Linked DNA regions of Homo sapiens: region 2 is linked to region 1. The links are chromatin loops, found by intact Hi-C in ENCODE. Cell type or tissue: gastrocnemius medialis. All regions are shown on one strand. Links, peaks and the distances in the headings refer to the core of each region. The heading gives the core; the rest is flanking DNA.

The links. A loop is a pair of places that touch in the nucleus more often than their neighbours do. Peaks named below come from ENCODE experiments on the same cell type or tissue, not always from the same donor. Only the 100,000 strongest peaks of a DNase experiment are listed, where the experiment ranks them.
Region 2: a loop joins it to region 1, with 3 times the contacts of the local background. A loop is called at or near these places in 2 of 110 quality-filtered maps.

What each region holds. Positions count from the first base shown.
Region 1 is chr15:86,874,418-86,882,758 of GRCh38, forward strand. All of the region lies in intron 22 of AGBL1 (AGBL carboxypeptidase 1), which reads left to right. Among named protein-coding and RNA genes, the nearest start is that of AGBL1-AS1, 560 kb to the left of the region's middle. In gastrocnemius medialis, for the core only: a CTCF peak has its summit at 3,160; a DNase peak (open chromatin) is centred at 5,397.
Region 2 is chr15:86,797,772-86,806,112 of GRCh38, forward strand. All of the region lies in intron 22 of AGBL1 (AGBL carboxypeptidase 1), which reads left to right. Among named protein-coding and RNA genes, the nearest start is that of AGBL1-AS1, 480 kb to the left of the region's middle. In gastrocnemius medialis, for the core only: no CTCF peak of the experiment used is centred there; a DNase peak (open chromatin) is centred at 4,680; H3K27ac peaks cover 362 bases.

The DNA of each region.
Region 1 (8,341 bases), core at 87-8,086:
CAGTAACCTATGCATAATAAATACTAAATTATGTTCGTTTCTCCCCATTACACTGTTGAGAGCCTCACCCACTCTGGCTCCCTTCTAGTTTGAGCAAAGGCCCTGGTTCTTATTGAAGGAGTACCAGAGTGGGTACCTGAGCCCCTGCCACAGCACCTGGGAAATAACAGCTGCTAGTTGAGCACCAGATGATCCAGAGTTAGGAAAATCCCTCTATGTGGAGTAAGGCACAGGAGGAAGAAGAAATGGGGACATTCTTTGTTCCCCTCACTGACCTGGGATTAACCTTTAGAACAGAATTTCTCAAATACTTTTAAATGTAACCCCATATTATGAGTACTTTTTATGCAGTGGCCCAGTATATATAAAGAGCACAACACATATGAACCAGACATATGCTACTTTCTATTCCTTTAATCCTATTACTTTTAAAAATAGGATTTTAGGACACACTAATTGGTAGCAGTCCAACAGTTCAAAAATGCCACTGTAGAAGGTCTCCCGGCATGACCTCCAACCTCATAACTTTTCTGGGCACTCCCTAAGGTGTGCCCTTAGGGACCTGACAAGTGACAAACTGACTATTAATTGTTTTGCAGTTCAGAAAACAAAGAGATCATAACCAGGACCATGGGTTTAGAGGAGCTAAAAAATACAGAACAGAAAAAAATATAACTTGTTTTTCTTAGATGCTTTGTTCATGACCCCCAGAGAAAACGTGTCACAATTTCTCTTCCCTGTAAATGCTAAGAATCTTTTAATAACAATAAAAGGGTGAAATCCATCTTAGGCCCCCCACACCCTGCTCAGGGCAGGCACTTCATCATGCTCTGCCACTGTCACCATAAATAAGATCTAGGTCTTACAAATGTGTCTGCTACCTGGGACAAGCCCAGAGCCAGATCACATCTTACTATCCAGAACGTGGTTGACAAATGTACCAGTTTCCCTTAGACACACAGCATATTCCTTGCTGCAGTGTAATTGGATTTTTTTTAAAAAACTTTTTACTAGAAGATTCCATAGAAGAGGAACAGATGAGTGAGCGGTTGGGATCAGCGTTGAGCCTCATAACTTTCTCTTCAGTGTCTGACTTGCATCTGTTCAAGTAGGTCTGTTTTATTAATGCTTACTGGCCTACAGCTATAGCCATAATATTAAAGATACAATGTTAGCACAGCACTGACACATAGATTGTTTTCCATAGGAAAGAAATTAATGTTTGCATAGGATATTGAACCCCTGGCTTTCCTCCAACTTTCTGGCCTCCATGTTCAAAGGCTGGATTAAAGATACAGATTACAAAGGGGCTCCTATTACCATTGAGAATGGGGTAGAGATCAATGAAAGTTAACCATTACGAATGGGGTAGAGATCTGTGAAAATTAACCATTAAGAATGGGATAGAGATCAATGAAAGCTAGACTAGGGGTCTAAGGCTGAGATACCACCTCACCTCAATGTGAGACCAGACTTCCTCTGCATTGATCAATCCTCAAGCATCAGGTAATCCATATGGACTAGCAGGTACTTGGTAAAGAAGGAAACAAAGTGATCCCTTGACTCATAAAACATCCAAACAGCTTTGTCAGGCAGGTGGCAGAATTTCATTTGTCATAAATGCTGGGGTCCTTTTGTCACTAAGAATAAGAGAATGTAGCCACCTCAAGTTTGATCGAGGCCAACATTTATGCTCAAAATATTGTAGGGTGGAACATTTAAATTCAGTTTCTACATAGCTGCCATCCTGTATACCAAGGACTCTGAAACCCCAGCCCAGGAGGCCCTTCTAAGCAGATGAGAACAATGAGAGTCTCAAACACAAGGGAAGGCGGGGGTTGAATGGGAAGGTCACAACCCAGTAACCTGGTCTGTGCTTCGGGGCAGGACTCCAGACAGATGAATAGAGAGGGCCTTAGAAACCAGAGGCCAGGTGGAGGGAAAGCTGCACCGATGGAGGGCATTCAGAATTGGGAGCCAGGGGACTGGAGGTGATACTGCTGCTGACTCCCCGAGATGTTCAGACTAGATGCTGCTGATAAAAGAAAACTGACTCCTCAGGAACTCCCTCTCCTGCGGGAACAAGTTCCTCTTGGGATTGGTTGCCATGAGTTCTGGGTCAGAGGGAGATTAGTCTGTGGCTGACCAGCCTGATTATGGTTTTCTTCTGGAGCTGGGCTTGGCAAAGTTATTCTGCAAAGAGTAGTAAGTATTTTTAGCTTTGTAGGCCATAGGCTCTGTCTTGCTATCATTCAACTCTGCCCTTGTAGCACAAAAGCAGCCACAGACAATACATGAACACTGGGTATGGCTGCATTCCAAAACAAGAAAATATATATTTACAAAAACAGGCAGTGGGCCAGATTTGCCTTGCAGAATGTAGTTGGCTGAGCACGTGTACTTTGGGCTCCCTAAGTCCTGGTTTCCTCATTTCTAAAATGGAATAATGATACCTATCTCTAGGGTTGTTGAAAGGTTTGAATGAATGGATGCATGCTAATCCTGCAGCATTATGCGTGGCACAATAATAAAAATAACAATAGCAATACAATCCGTATTGTCATTATTATTATTTTCCCATTCCTGGTCTAGGAAAAAGCATTCAGAGATCAATTCTGCCCACTCATCTCACTCACTGCACTTAATGAGCTCTCTTCTCAGATCCATATAAGATAGGGTATATGGGTCAATTATCAAATTCCAACCTTTCTCTGTTCAAATGCATAAAAGCCCCATAACCAATCCCTGCCCACTCTTCCTGTGCTCACTGAGATCTTGTCTAGCTCATTCTTCTGCAGGCATCCTGGCTGCCACTCAACAATGGACTTACTAAGAAAACCTGAGTCATAGTACCCCAACCTGGATGGAAAGAGTATGACAGGTGCCCAGCCCTGCCCCATTTTCTAAGTGGATAGCACCAAACTGAAGGGATTGCTAAACAGTGTGTCACTAGTCTTGGCCGGCATGCTCTTCCATGCAGAAGAGATTGGGCAGATAACCATCTCTTCTGGAGGATATTAAGTTGTGTTCTTGGAGATGAGAGGATGAACTCAGTTGACCTCTTAGGACAGACTTTCTTGTCAAAGGATACTTGGAATCTCTCCTTCCTGTTACCGCTGGGGAAGGGATAAGTAGAAGGTAATGAAGCATGAGCCTCCCCTACAGGAAGGAAACACACTAGGCATCTCCAAGTCCAGTTAGAACTTTGCCATCCACTGTAAGCAGGCTCACCCTCTGACCCTGGGAGACAATGAGATTTATCTATATCTTGTAACCATCAGTGATTAGAAACACATCCAGACAAAGAAGCCCAAGGGACACTTACTGCTCCATAATTTAACAGCTTCTCTCCGGACACTCCTTTGGATTATTTAAATTGCATTTTTTTCCAAGATACCGTGACCTCCCCATCTCATGAAGTGTGTTTACCAACCTTCTTCTCTCTTCTCACATTCTTCTTTCTCCCTAAGGTCAAAGCTAAAAATGGTGACATTTCTAATGACACATGTCTGTGTTTTAAAACGGAGTTACCCCCATCATGGATAACCCAGCCTCCACATCCACCTCATGTTGATGTTGAGGAAAAACAAAGAACACTGGAAAGTGTAAACTGCGTCTGTTCTGGAACAGAAAATACCTCCAAGAGGGACTGATTTCCACATGGAGTTTAGTAGCTCAGCGATGCCACCCACAAAAGCAGATCCTGTGTTTGCTTTTGTGTCATGAGACTCTGGAGACAGAATGAAGACATGCTTTTATGCATGCAGTATGATTTTGTGATTAGGGTTTTGTTCCTGGGCTGGGCTTGACAAAGTTCTTCTGCAAAGAGTAGTAAATATTTTAATCTTTGCAAGTCATAGGGTCTGTCTTGCTATCATTCAACTCTGCCCTTGTAGCACAAAGGCAGCCACAGACAATACAATGGGCATGGCTGCATTCCAAAACAAAACCTTTGTTTACAAAAACAGGCAGTGGGCCAGATTTATGTTGCAGAATGTAGTTGGCTGACACCTGTTCTGGAGAAAAATACTCTTTTCTCCACAAGGCCATCCCTCCTATCCATCAAGCTTCTTGTTCATGGCCCAGTGCGGGTGCTCCTCGGTACTTCTATTTTCCTCCTTTCTCCTTCGCTTTTCTTTCTCTGCTCCTTTCTTTGTTTCTCTCTTCTATATCTTCAATCTCTTTCTGTTTTTCTTGTAAAGCACTTGCCCACCACATTGTAATGTAATCATCTGCACCCAGATCTGTCCTCTACTGGACTTCCTTAAGGCTCTGTTTCTGAGAGTTTGTAGTTTTCTGCAATGCTTTATAGGCAGTAGGTGCTCGTTCAATGTTAGCTAATCAGCCTGCTCAACTGGGACATTTTACTCCTTTTCCTGAATGCCTGGTCTTCCTCCCATAACCTCCACAGCAGCTGTGTTTCAGGAGCAGCTCCTCCTCTCTGTTTGGAGCTCTCAGTGTTGGAGGAACAGCCACTGGGATGGGATTCTCTGAGTCCAGGAACCTTCAGCAGCTGGTCCCCGCCTGAAGAGAGAGCTGCTGTTCCAGTTCACAGCACACCTGGTTGTGACAGGAGAACAAAGGAGCCCTGGCAGGAGCATGAGTCAGACCAAGAGGGGGCGAAAGCCTTTTGGTGAAGGTCCCAGAAGGCAGAAGTCTTTTCATAGGGCTCGGGTCAGAGGTGTTCCACCCAAGAGGATGTCTGGCAGGTGGCAGCTTCCTTTCTGCACTCTTGCCCCATTCATCCTCTCTTTGGCCCTCATCTCTTCAAGAGAAGGACTCCTTCCTCCTGTTTTGCAAAATGACTAATTTTCATTTATGCCAATCTAGTTGACAGACCCAGGTCAACGCAGGGCTAAGGTAAGTGTCTGACTTCACAAGCCCCTGGGGCAGCAGCTCCTCTGATGGTTATAAAGAGCTGCTCAGGGGATGTTGGGCCTCCCCACATGGTCTTTTTTTGGGAAAGAACTTACCTGCTGAGTGTGCATCTTAGAGGCCTGCTGTGCTTTTGGCTCCAGAAATGGTGTCATCTGGGGCTTGGCCTGAGTCCAGGTTGCTCTTGGTCTCCTTCAGTGAGACATTTCCCCCTCCCACTCCTCCTTGCCCTCTTGCTAGTTTCACAGATGCACCAACACATCCATTTTTAATCTGACCAAATCAATTACAAATGTTACAGATTGTAATTACCGAAGGAACTCCCAAAAACTAATTATGTAATATGCAATCCCCACAATAAATTACACCTTTCCTTTGGCTTGATGTTCCAGAAAACTGTTTTCTGAGGAGGCAGAGAAAGTGTTGCTCATCTCTGCCAGGGATGCTCACGAAACGGCTCTTTATTTAGCTCCGCTGCATGTTTGTGGGTGTTTGTCAGAGGTGGCCACAGGCTTCGTGCCAGGGCTCTGGGCAGCAGCCACATCATCTTTTGCCACCATAGGGGATGTTGCCAGAATACCCATGGGACCATGTCTTCTTGTCATTCCACCACCAAGAGAAACTTCAGTTTCCTTGGGCAAAAATCTGGGAGTTCTGGTAACGGAAAGCAAATAGCAGATGCAGGAGATGCTTAAAAAGGAAAGAGAAGCAATGTGTTAACCTTGGCCTGAGACTAGTGGAGTCCTGTTAAGTGATGGATCACTAGAGCGTTCCTCAGCAACAGTGCCTGTCAGAGAAGAAATCCAGAGCCGACATTTACATTTTTCTTTTCTTGTTTTCTTTTCACTATCATCAGACAATGGAATCTCCGAGCTTGCTGAATCTCAGCTTTAGGTACCAATAAAGGCTTTCCTTGACCTAAATGCATTTGAAAATCACACTATAAAATTATGTCAGTGATAAAGTAAGAAATTCACTCATTTAGAGGACTCATAGCCTCAGAGTTGCAGACCCTTCACTGGGAGCTGCCATTCATGTGAAATGCTATTCATAACTCTTAATAAAATAATCAGGATTAAAGGGGAAACAGGGAGCAAACTTGTAAACATCTCAGGCATGGAGCAGGGGATGGAGAAGTTTAGGAACAATTGCTTATGTCAGGAGGGCCAAGGAAGGCTGACAGAAAAGAAAACGTTCTTTGAGTCTCAATAGTAGTGAGAGGGTTCCCAGTGAGGAGTGAGCTTGGGGTTTTTCCTGTGTGTCTATGTATGCACGGGGGTGGTATGTGTATGTGGCAGTGACTATGTGTGCATATACATGTGCACATGCAGATGTGAATTGTGTGCATGTGTGTATGCATGTGTGTGGATGTGAGTGGGTGTGGATGTGAGTGTGTACATGTGTGCATTTCTGCATTTGTATATGTGTTGCTGGGTATGGGTGTGTGTGCATATGTATGTGGGTGTACATGTGTGTATATGCCTCTGTGTGTGTGTGCACGTGTGTGTGTGTATAGGGACATCAAAACACACAAGATAAGAACCCTTTACTCTTCTCCTGCAGCCTTGGCCTTTACTTCCCTGTTACAGCCTCCGTGGTTCTTACTGTAGATTCCCATTGAACTGACCGCCTCCTCTCCTAGGAGGGCCAGGGGAGGGGGCGTCTGTGTGTTCTTCAGGTGCACACCCAGCCCTGAGCCTGCCTCCTGGTAAGTGCTAGCTCAGTGTCTGCAGAGCGGTGGAACTGCACCCCACACTGATGGGATGGGGGACAGTTAGTGTGCATGGCGGGCAGTTCTCATCTCACCTCCTTCCTCACCAGACATGCTAAGTTCCATTTTGCAACATGGGGAGTCTAGGTTTTGTCACTTGTTTTTTGAGCATTTGTTTTTAAGACAGAAATGCAATTTTTTGAATTAGCATGGACCCAATTCTGGCATATAGAATAAAGTCTATAGAAATCTGAAGAAACTTTTCTTTTTTCAAAATTCTTGACATCGGAAGAAACCTCGTGGAATGCTCTCAGTGTCTTTTACTGCAAACCTCCACATCCTCCTGGTGATTCTCACGTTCTCGCCTCTCATGTCCACTTGGTAATCTGTCATTTTAGTTTGGAAATGATTCAGGAACCTACTCAATCTCTCTTTGTAAAGCTGCTTTTATGAAAACAGTCATTCCTCCTTGCCTGTGTCACCACAAAATTGCTAGCTTGGTTTCTTTTTCCATTTCCCTTATTTCATTCTGTACACCTTGCCGAGGTTACTGTATTACTCTGTCTTGTACTGGTATAAAGAAATACCTTTACATGGCCAGGGGAGGAGGAAGATGGCAGAGGGGGTAGTGCTATTTATTTATTTATTTAAGATAGGGTCTCACTGTGTCACGCAGGCTGGAGTGCAGTGGGGTGCTCTCAGCTCACTGCAACCTCCGCCTCCCGGGTTTTAAGCAATTCTCCTGCCTCAGCCTCCCAAGTAGCTGGGATTACAGCTGTGTGCCACCACGCCCGACTAATTTTTGTATTTTTAGTAGAGATGGAGTTTTGCCATGTGGGCTAGGCTTACATACTTTTAAATAAACAGATCTCATGAGAACTCACTCACTAGGTAGTACCAAAAGGGGATGGTGGTAAACCATGAGAAACTGTCCCCACGATCCAATCGCCTCCCACCAGCGCCCACCTCCAACACTGGGGATTATAACTGAACATGAGATTTGGTGGGGACACAAATGCAAACCATATCGGTTACCTTTCAGTAAGAAGATCTACTTGCATTAAATGGGAAACTATGAAATTGCCCGTATCCAACCTCTCTTGACCTGCAAAAATTCGCGGTCTAACACAGGTCACCATGACACGGCTACCTAGTTCTCGAGTCTGTGTTGGCCTCTCATGACAATGGTTTTTTGAGAAGAACTTGCTGTACTTTGTTTCCTAATCACTTCCTCAGAATTAAATAAGTGGGGTGGTATCCAAAATCTCACGTCCCATCGATGTCATTTGCTGGGTAACCAACAGTGAAGATCAGATATTTACCTCTGAAATGCGATGTTCAAATCAAATAATAAAACATCTCTATGTACACATTTTATGCCTCTTTGTAATATCAATTGAATTCTATCCTTTCTGAAGTCACTACACCATTTCTCCCAGTAAAAAATTGTCTGCCAAATCTGAGTTGGTTCTGACACTACTAATTTTGAGTTGAGTGACCTTAGATAAATCACTCACCTTTTTAAGCTTCACTGTTTTTCATATAAAATTTAGATATATTAATAATAGTTAACCAACTGGGCTTGTCTGAAAATTAAAGTAAAAGTGCATATAAAATGGTCTGTAGGGTTATTTGCACCTACTAAGTTCTCCATGGAGTTGAGTTGGCATTATTTTTCTGGATCAATTCAAGGCCAACTCTGTTTGGATCAGTCTTGTCTGGACCCTTTCTGATACTCTGTAACTAAACGACAAC
Region 2 (8,341 bases), core at 166-8,165, 77 kb before region 1:
ATGGAAAGGGAAGGACTTGGAAGAACCTGCAAAGGGAAGGAAGCCCTTGGAGGTGGAGGCCTTAGAATAAGATCAGAAGTTTGATATGAGGTAAAATTACTTCTTTTCTTGGATATGACCTTTTTGTCAAATGGTATTCTGCTAATGTATTTGTCAGGGTTTTAGTTTAAGCAGAAAGAAATTTATTAAGGGCAATTAGTTACAGAATGTCTTGGAGGTTCATGCAGCTAAAGCTTGGGTCCTGCCCAGCTGTAAGCAATGCAGCCAGGAGAAATGGCCGACCACTTGGTACAGATGTTGCAATTGAAATCCTGAGGCTGTCACTGCAGTCCCTTGGTATCCATTAGACTGCAGACCATAGAACAGAAATTCAGTTTCAATATCTACAGGAAAACAGAACAAAACAACAAAAACAACCGATTCCACCACATTTATCTTTGCCTTCAAAATCTCGAGTGACAGAGTTGGCTTGGTAACAGTCAGATTACCTGTGGAACTCTGACTACTAAGGAGTCTGGGAAATTTAGACTTTAACTCTCCAGCATTAAGTGAGCTGGGACACACACTACAAGGGTGTTGGGATAGGGTTGGGTGAATCAATCTATAATGTCTGCATCTTAAGGATTATGTAAACAAATTACATGGGATTATTAAAAGAATCTCTTTATGTTAAGAGTACCCTCAATCCCTGGACATTCTTAGAAATTTGAATTGAGAAGACTCTGCTTTCCTTTGTTACTAAGATTGGTTAGTAACCTATTGAATGAGCCACTATTCTATAATAGCAATGAACTAGACACTTTACCTGGCATAATTTATTTAGTTGTTTTTTAACAACTATGTTTGATAAATATTATTTATTTCAACTTTCCTCTTGGAAACTGGGAGGAAGACAAACTTAGTAACTTGTCCTGTTAATACTACATACATGCTGGGTAGTACGTCTGGATATCCAGGACCGGCAACTAGATCTGCTAGGTTGAGGAGCCCAGAGTCCCATATATTTAGAGAGCCTGAAGAAACCATAGTCAGGAGACAAAATCTTCAGTTGTTCGTGGTGGAGTTTTTGTTGTTGTCGTTTGTCCGTTTTTGATTATTATTGTTGGAAGTGAACCTCCTGAATGAGGAGACTTTGACTTAAAGATTTGGGGAAGAAGCTGGTTTGCTTGGGCAGTCTTCATTTGGCATTCTGAGGAAAATTAAAATAATAAATGTATTTGCCTGAGGTGAGTATTCTTTTTGGGAATATCCTTCGTTCAATACCAGGGCATTTGATTAGTGCTCAGTGTCTGGGTAGGAATCAGACTCCAGATTCAAAGTCCTATCTAGTAAGACAGTTCTCTCTGGTTCCTTTTGTTTGTATCTGAATGCAATTGTAATTTTATTTTATTTTATTTTACTTTATTTTATTTTATTATTATTATACTTTAAGTTTTAGGGTACATGTGCACAATGTGCAGGTTAGTTACATATGTATACATGTGCCATGCTGGTGTGCTGCAACTGTAATTTTCTAGGGCCACTTGTTGTGGGCAGAAATCTTCAGGCAGTTTTTTTCTCTAACATTAAATAAATCTATCCTTGATTTCTTGAAAAATGCATGAGCACACAGAAATTGCCCTTGCAAGGTGTGGGCGAATAGGGTGGGTGTTAAGAGATGAATCCAGACTAAGCAAGTGCCAAGAGGTAACATTCTCTTCTTTACATGGGAATAATTAATGCACGGCTATACCACATTTATTTCTTAACACTCCTTCTCACTCATTTTCAGAGTAGCTCATCTTATTTAAAAAATGGCATCTGATATTGTGACGGAATTATGTAAAATCTAGAATTCTTGCTCTAAGGATTCCCGCATCTCCAGAAAGTTGGAGAAATTGAATAAGTAATTTGAATTTCACTTCTATTTTTTTGTTGACTTTGGACAAAAAAAAGAAAACCCCCTTACATCTTCATTTGACTCCACAAGCCATTTTGAAATTGTTAGCTGAAAAGTTCTAGGGAATTGCATATAAAACTAATCATTACCTTGTAATGAAATGGTTCTGCAAGTTACTGCTTAATAATACTTGAAGTCATCAAAAAGTTCAAAGATTAATTACCATGTAACTGGCAGTGTTTAGATTGGAAAATTAAGGCTCCAGCGAAGAACTGAAAAATATCCATATAATTACCCAGGTATAAAATGCAGCTTAATACATTCTGGAACCCGGGCTTCTCAAAATAGCAAGTCCCTTTTGAGAGCGTCAAGTGGTTTTTCATTATTTTTCATTATTCTCATTTTTCATCTTACAGCAGCCAATATCATGCTTGTTTACTAATAAGTAATGGCCACTTTCCCTTTAGCAAAAAACACCTGCACCACCATGAAATAATTAGAACCAGATCATTTGATAGGATATTATTTTTTTTGTCGTAGATCCTGGCAATTAACCAACACATCATATTTATACATATTATTTTGGGACATATTTATGAGCTGTAGTTTGCAAAACCATGCCACAAAACTATAAAATGTTTGAAGCCATGTAAAGAGAATTATGAGTTGACTAATTTATATTAGGATAGTTTTGTATTTGTGTTTTTGTATTTGTGTTTTTTCTCCTTTCCATATCCTTGCAAATAGTACATCTTAGAAGACAAGTGAGAAAAAAGGCCCAGAATTTCCTTTAAAGAGATTCTAGGACAGAAGGAATCCAGAAATATGGAACCTAGGAATCCTTCTTCCATAAGTCTATTTGGTGTTCTACACTTTCCCTAATTTATTTCCAAGTACCTTTCTCACTTTGCATAACTGGTTTACAAATTTGGCTTAGAAAACTGGCCCTTATGTTTTCAGGAGATTTTTAAAAGTAAGACATAATTTAAAAATTAAATATGGCAAGCAGTGCTAAGTTCAAGCATGAGCCATATGCTAGCAAGCAACCACCACCTGGCAAGTTCATTGCAGAACAGTTTTGGGATGCTGTATATCCTGTTTGAAAATATTTGCTTTAATATTTCCTACCTGAAGAAAAGAAGGTCACTTACAAAGGTAGAAATAGAGAATAAAGAAATGGAGACTGGCCCAAAAAAGAGAACTAAGCTATCTGATTGAAGACAATGACTTGTTATCAGAAGCAGCAGTTGCTGAGTTAGGTTATAGAGAAGGTGACATTTTAAGGGGTGAGATGCATGAAATATCAACTAAAGATTAGTGTTAGGAAACTTTTTTTTAAAGCAAATTTCTCCAACAAAAGGTCGTTGAGTTTGAAATAGGTGTCTCTTCTTAGCACATCTTTGCCTTCAGACAAAAAAACTCGAACTTACATGTATAACACTTTTTTATGGCCCATCCTCAAAATGATCCTTACATTCACCATCTTACAGCTTCAAACGTTGCCTTTTCCTGTAGTAGCAACCATCATGGTTCCTTTAGTTCTTTTAAGTTTTTCTTCTGAATTCTATCAGGGAGTAAAACTCTTTCTTGGCAAATGTTGGGGAGAAGCAGAAAAGAGAATATGCATGTTTTTTCTTGGCTTATAACTGTTGATGATTACATCTATCTATCTATCTATCTATCTATCTATCTATCTATCTATCTATATTAAAGCCTTCTTAAAAGCCCCTCAGAAACTTACTCATCCCATTCTCTTCTGTGCCTGCTACTTACTGTGTTGCTTCATGATGAGAGACTTCTAGTTTATTAATATTTTACCTGCCCATGGACCCTGGTTCTCACTCATGTTACATCACACTTTATTTCCGTTTGTGGGATATTACCTACTTCAATGAAGTCTCATAAAGGAAGATACTACATTCCCAAGAACGTCTCTTGGCATATATCTGTCTGTATCTGTGTGTATCTCTATAACTTATCTATCTAGATCTGTTTAACCTTCAACATAGAGATAACTATATCTAGATTCTTTTTAACTTTAACATGGAGATCTCTCCATCATGGTACAGATTTAGATGCTACCAGTACATTTTACATGAAGATTTGGTGGAGTTATTATTAAACCAGTTGGAATGCCCTGGGAGAAAAGCAAGTACTAGTAAATAGAAAAGATCATTGCTGTGGTTATTACATGTGCCCTCTGGAGAGAGCTGCAGAGGAACCTGGAGCTCTCAGAGACTTAAAGGGAATGGGAGTCAGAATCTGGTCAGTTTATGCTAAAGATGAGAAATGATCAAGCCCTGACAACAACTTATGGATGCTATTATACTTGGGAAGAATTAAACTTTATATCCTTTGGAGACTAAACAGCTCCCTAGATGGTGGGAATAAATCTTGAAAACATTTTTGATGATAGTTAGGGATTTAAATTTGCCGAGTTCTTTTTGTGGCTATACAGGGAGACTAAGTTTATGAGTCTCACTGAATGATTCCATATACAGAAACAGTGGGCAGCATTTTATTTTTCAAGTTTGACTCATCAGCTCTCAACTTTGAATTATATTTTTTTAGACTTTATATTATTATTCCCATTTTCAAATGAGCCAGATGCTTTCTAATGAGGTTTTCATTTTTTTTTTCAGTTTTCAGTAATTGCATTGTAGTATTCTTGATGGCAGGGAATATGTCTACCTGATTCACCATTGTAACCCCAGTTCCTATCACAGAGCCTGGCACTTGCAAGGGACTCAAATATTTCTTACCTGATTCATTTCCAGTGGACAAATGTTCAAGTTCCACCATGCACCTGTTCCTCAAATCACAAAGTAGAACCATGTTGCAATGCTGGAGAGCCCAATGCGGTAATATAATTCTACCCTCTTTATTTTTAGTCTAGCATATACTTAATATGTAATGTAGTAAATATGTTAACACGTAAAAACACATCGAGATTCAGATTCTATATCTAAGGGGAAGCTGGGAATATGCATATCATTGTTTCTGACCTCACAGTCTAGTAATTGAGGGACACACAAACAAACATGAAATCTCAATATTGTGCTATAAATGCAATTCATGGAGCTACTGAACATAAAGGTGAGGTAAAGGTGAGCTATAAGTATTTGTGGTCAGACAGACCTGCATTTAAACTGAACCTCAGTCATCCACTAATTACTTTACGTTGCAATTGTCCCTTAACCTTTCTTTGCTCCAATTTCTTTATCTACAAAAGGAAGATAATAAGACACTCAGTATAGAACTGTCATAAGCTTTTCATGACGTAAGATAGGTAAGAAGCAAATCACTATGTGTGACCCATTATTTGGACTGCTATTAACCATTACTCCAAAAATCAGAGAAATTTTCCTAAGGAAGTGAGGGTTCTTTTGTATTTACCTTGTTGGAAACAGCATCCAAATGAGGGGCCATAGTATGGTGAAGAATTTAGATTTGTTTCATAAGGAGCATCATGTATAGCACTGACATGTTTTGGCTCTGTGTCTCCGCTGAAATCTTATCTTGAATTCTAATCCTCATGTGTCAAGGGAGGGAGGTGATTGGATCATGGGGGTTGTTTCTCCCGTGCTGTTCTTGTGATAGGAGTGAGTTCTCATGAGATCTGATGGTTTTACAAGCATCTGGCATTTCCCTTGCTCATGCTCTTCTCTCTCCTTCTGCCATGTGAAGAAAGTCCTTGCTTCCCCTTCACCTTCTGCCATGATTGTAAGTTTCCCTGAGGCCTCCCCAGCCATGTGGAAGTGTGAGTCAATTAAACCTCTTCCCTTTATAAATTACCCAGTCTTAGTTATTTCTTTATAGCAGTGTGAAAACAGACTAGTACAAACACTAATATGTATATCAATTAGTATTTATCCTGCCTCGTTTCAGAAACGGTAAGAGTCAACTCTGGCATCTCATGAGTGATCCATTTAAATTATATCAGGTTATTTGCATCTCTCCTTGAGTTGTACCTAATCTTATGGTGATTTGGAATCTCCTAAATGGTGTGGCAATATTGCTGTTGCTTCTTGGTAAGGACAAAATTCATCCTAAAAGTCTTGAAGGAAAGAGACTGGGAAAGATATAGTGCAGTGGTCCTCAACCAGGACTGACTGTGGTGTGTAAGAGACATTTGACAATGTCTGGGAACATTTTGGGTTGTCACAACTTGGGGCAGGGGTGGAGGATGCTTCTGGTATCTGTTGGGTAGAGATCAGAGATGCTGCTGAAGATCCTACAATTCACAGGTCAGCCCCTCGCAATAAAGAATTACTTGGCTCATTGTATCAGTAGTGGTGTAGCTAATTAACCTTGGCATAGGGAAAGACAATATGGACTAGTGCTTATAACAAGTCTGTTATCCAATGGTTTGGTGAGTAGATTTCAGGAAAAGAGACATGAAAAAAACCAACCCCTAAGAAAGCCAAGTACAGGCTAGAAGACAAAGGGATCATGGGAAGTGACAGAAATTCCAGCCCTTTAGTATTTAACATTAAGAGTAAATATGAAAGGAGTGGGAAGAAGCACCATAAATTTCATTGGAATTCATTTAAACATTCGTGAATCTGAGAAAGGGGGAAGGAGACTTCCATCTGTTAAGTGCATGTTCTCTGACAAGCTTTTGACATATCTCAGGTTAATTGTCATTAGAAAAGGCTTCAGGTGAGTAGTATTACTGACTGTTGAGAAATTTGGGTTCTTAAACATACAGCTGGTTAATGACAGAATCAGAACTCAATACAGAACTTTCTGAAGTGTTTCTAATTCACCATATTTTCTCCTTAGCTGGTTCTCTGTTTCAAGCCAATGGTGGAGGCAGAAACACAACAAAAAAACCCAAATCAAAAATAATAACAACAACAAATCTGGCCTCAGGAAAAATGCAAAATGGAAGGAAGCGAAGCCAAATATGAATGCTACGCATGTGTCTTGATTGCAATTTAATGTGATCCTAAACTAAGCAATGCCAGTTCTCTTGGCTCTGGCCCAAGACACACCTCAAAAACCTGGGTCATACTGTTTTTTCTTGCACAGAAATAGCTATATCACTATTCTTGGGGAAGGTATAATGAGGGATGGGAAAGGCTATATGAAGCAGTAGGTGGAGTGTGAGGCCCTGAGTTTTTATGTCTGCATAGAAGGAAAGCCACAGAGGATTTTAATGTCTAAATACCAAAGTTTCTTTGGAAGAATTATTTTCCAAACTCACTTTCCACAAAGAAAAGAAGCATCGGTGGCCAGAAACCATGGAATATAAACCAAGAGCTCAAAGCTAAGGTAGGAAAAGTTTAGATTAGCCAATAAGGGAGATGCTGTTTAGACAGAGCCATCGGGGAGTGAGCAGGGTCCCGTGGGAAAGGCTGAAGGACTCCCAGTGCCAAGTTTCTAGTGCATATTGGATAAAATAATTGCAAAGGACTCAAGTGGTCTTTTCTGGCCCCAGGAGATAATTGGTTAGCTGAGCAGAGCTGTCTCACCCATGGGCCAATGACAAATTATATCAATCCATTATTTTTTCAAGAAGGAGAAAAGAGGGTTTTTTCTTTTTTTTTTTCCTATTGCTCAAAATAAATTTTGTCTGTAAGGAGCATCAGACAAATAGACCCTAGAGGCCGAAGTTTTTTATTAACACACATATAGTGACTTAACTGAGCAAGAGTGGTGCAAAAGTCTCCTCTGTGAATTGTTCCAGCACGCCACAAGACTTTCTGCAAGAGCCTTGTTCCTCTGCCCACTCTGCCCGCTGCCCAACACTGCCACTTGGTGTGAGATGAGAGTTCCTCAGTACTGCCAACCACTCAGCATCTAGCCCTCTCTGCTGAGCCTTCCAACAAGGGAGCTAATAAAAATGTGTAGGGCTCTGTGCTGTAGACATGTGCACAATAGGAAGAGGGTTAGAAACATATCTCAGAGTGTACAAGATTACGAATTGTTTGGAATGATTTTTAGCTATTCTGAAGATGTGTGGACTTAACATAGCCCCTTGGGGTTGGTGGGACATGCTCGTTGATTTTCTCACTGTTCTCTGAAATGCTTATTTTCATGATGTTTCATGTGTAAAAAGTATTTTTTTCCAAAATAAAATGCTAATTTTGCCCCAAATATACAGGATAGGCATTGACAGTCTTTCTACAACCAACTACAACACACTCAACCATTTACTACCCAGTTGCAATCCCCAAAAGTCAACTCGTACTATGAATAAGTCCTAATCAGTTTGTGACAGACCCAATAGAAGCAGGGAAAACCAAAACAGTCTACAACACTACAGTTAGAGCTCTGTAACAGCACAAACTCCAGAAAATACTAATGGGGTCTATGCTGATTTCAGGGGCTCTTTCCCCAGAGACTTTTTCCTGCCAAGAATTGATCAGTGCTCAAGGCCCAGCATATTCATACTTTGGCCTCACTGTTTGGAGGCTTGCTGGGGATTGGAGACTGGAAGGAAGGAAGGGTGGGAGG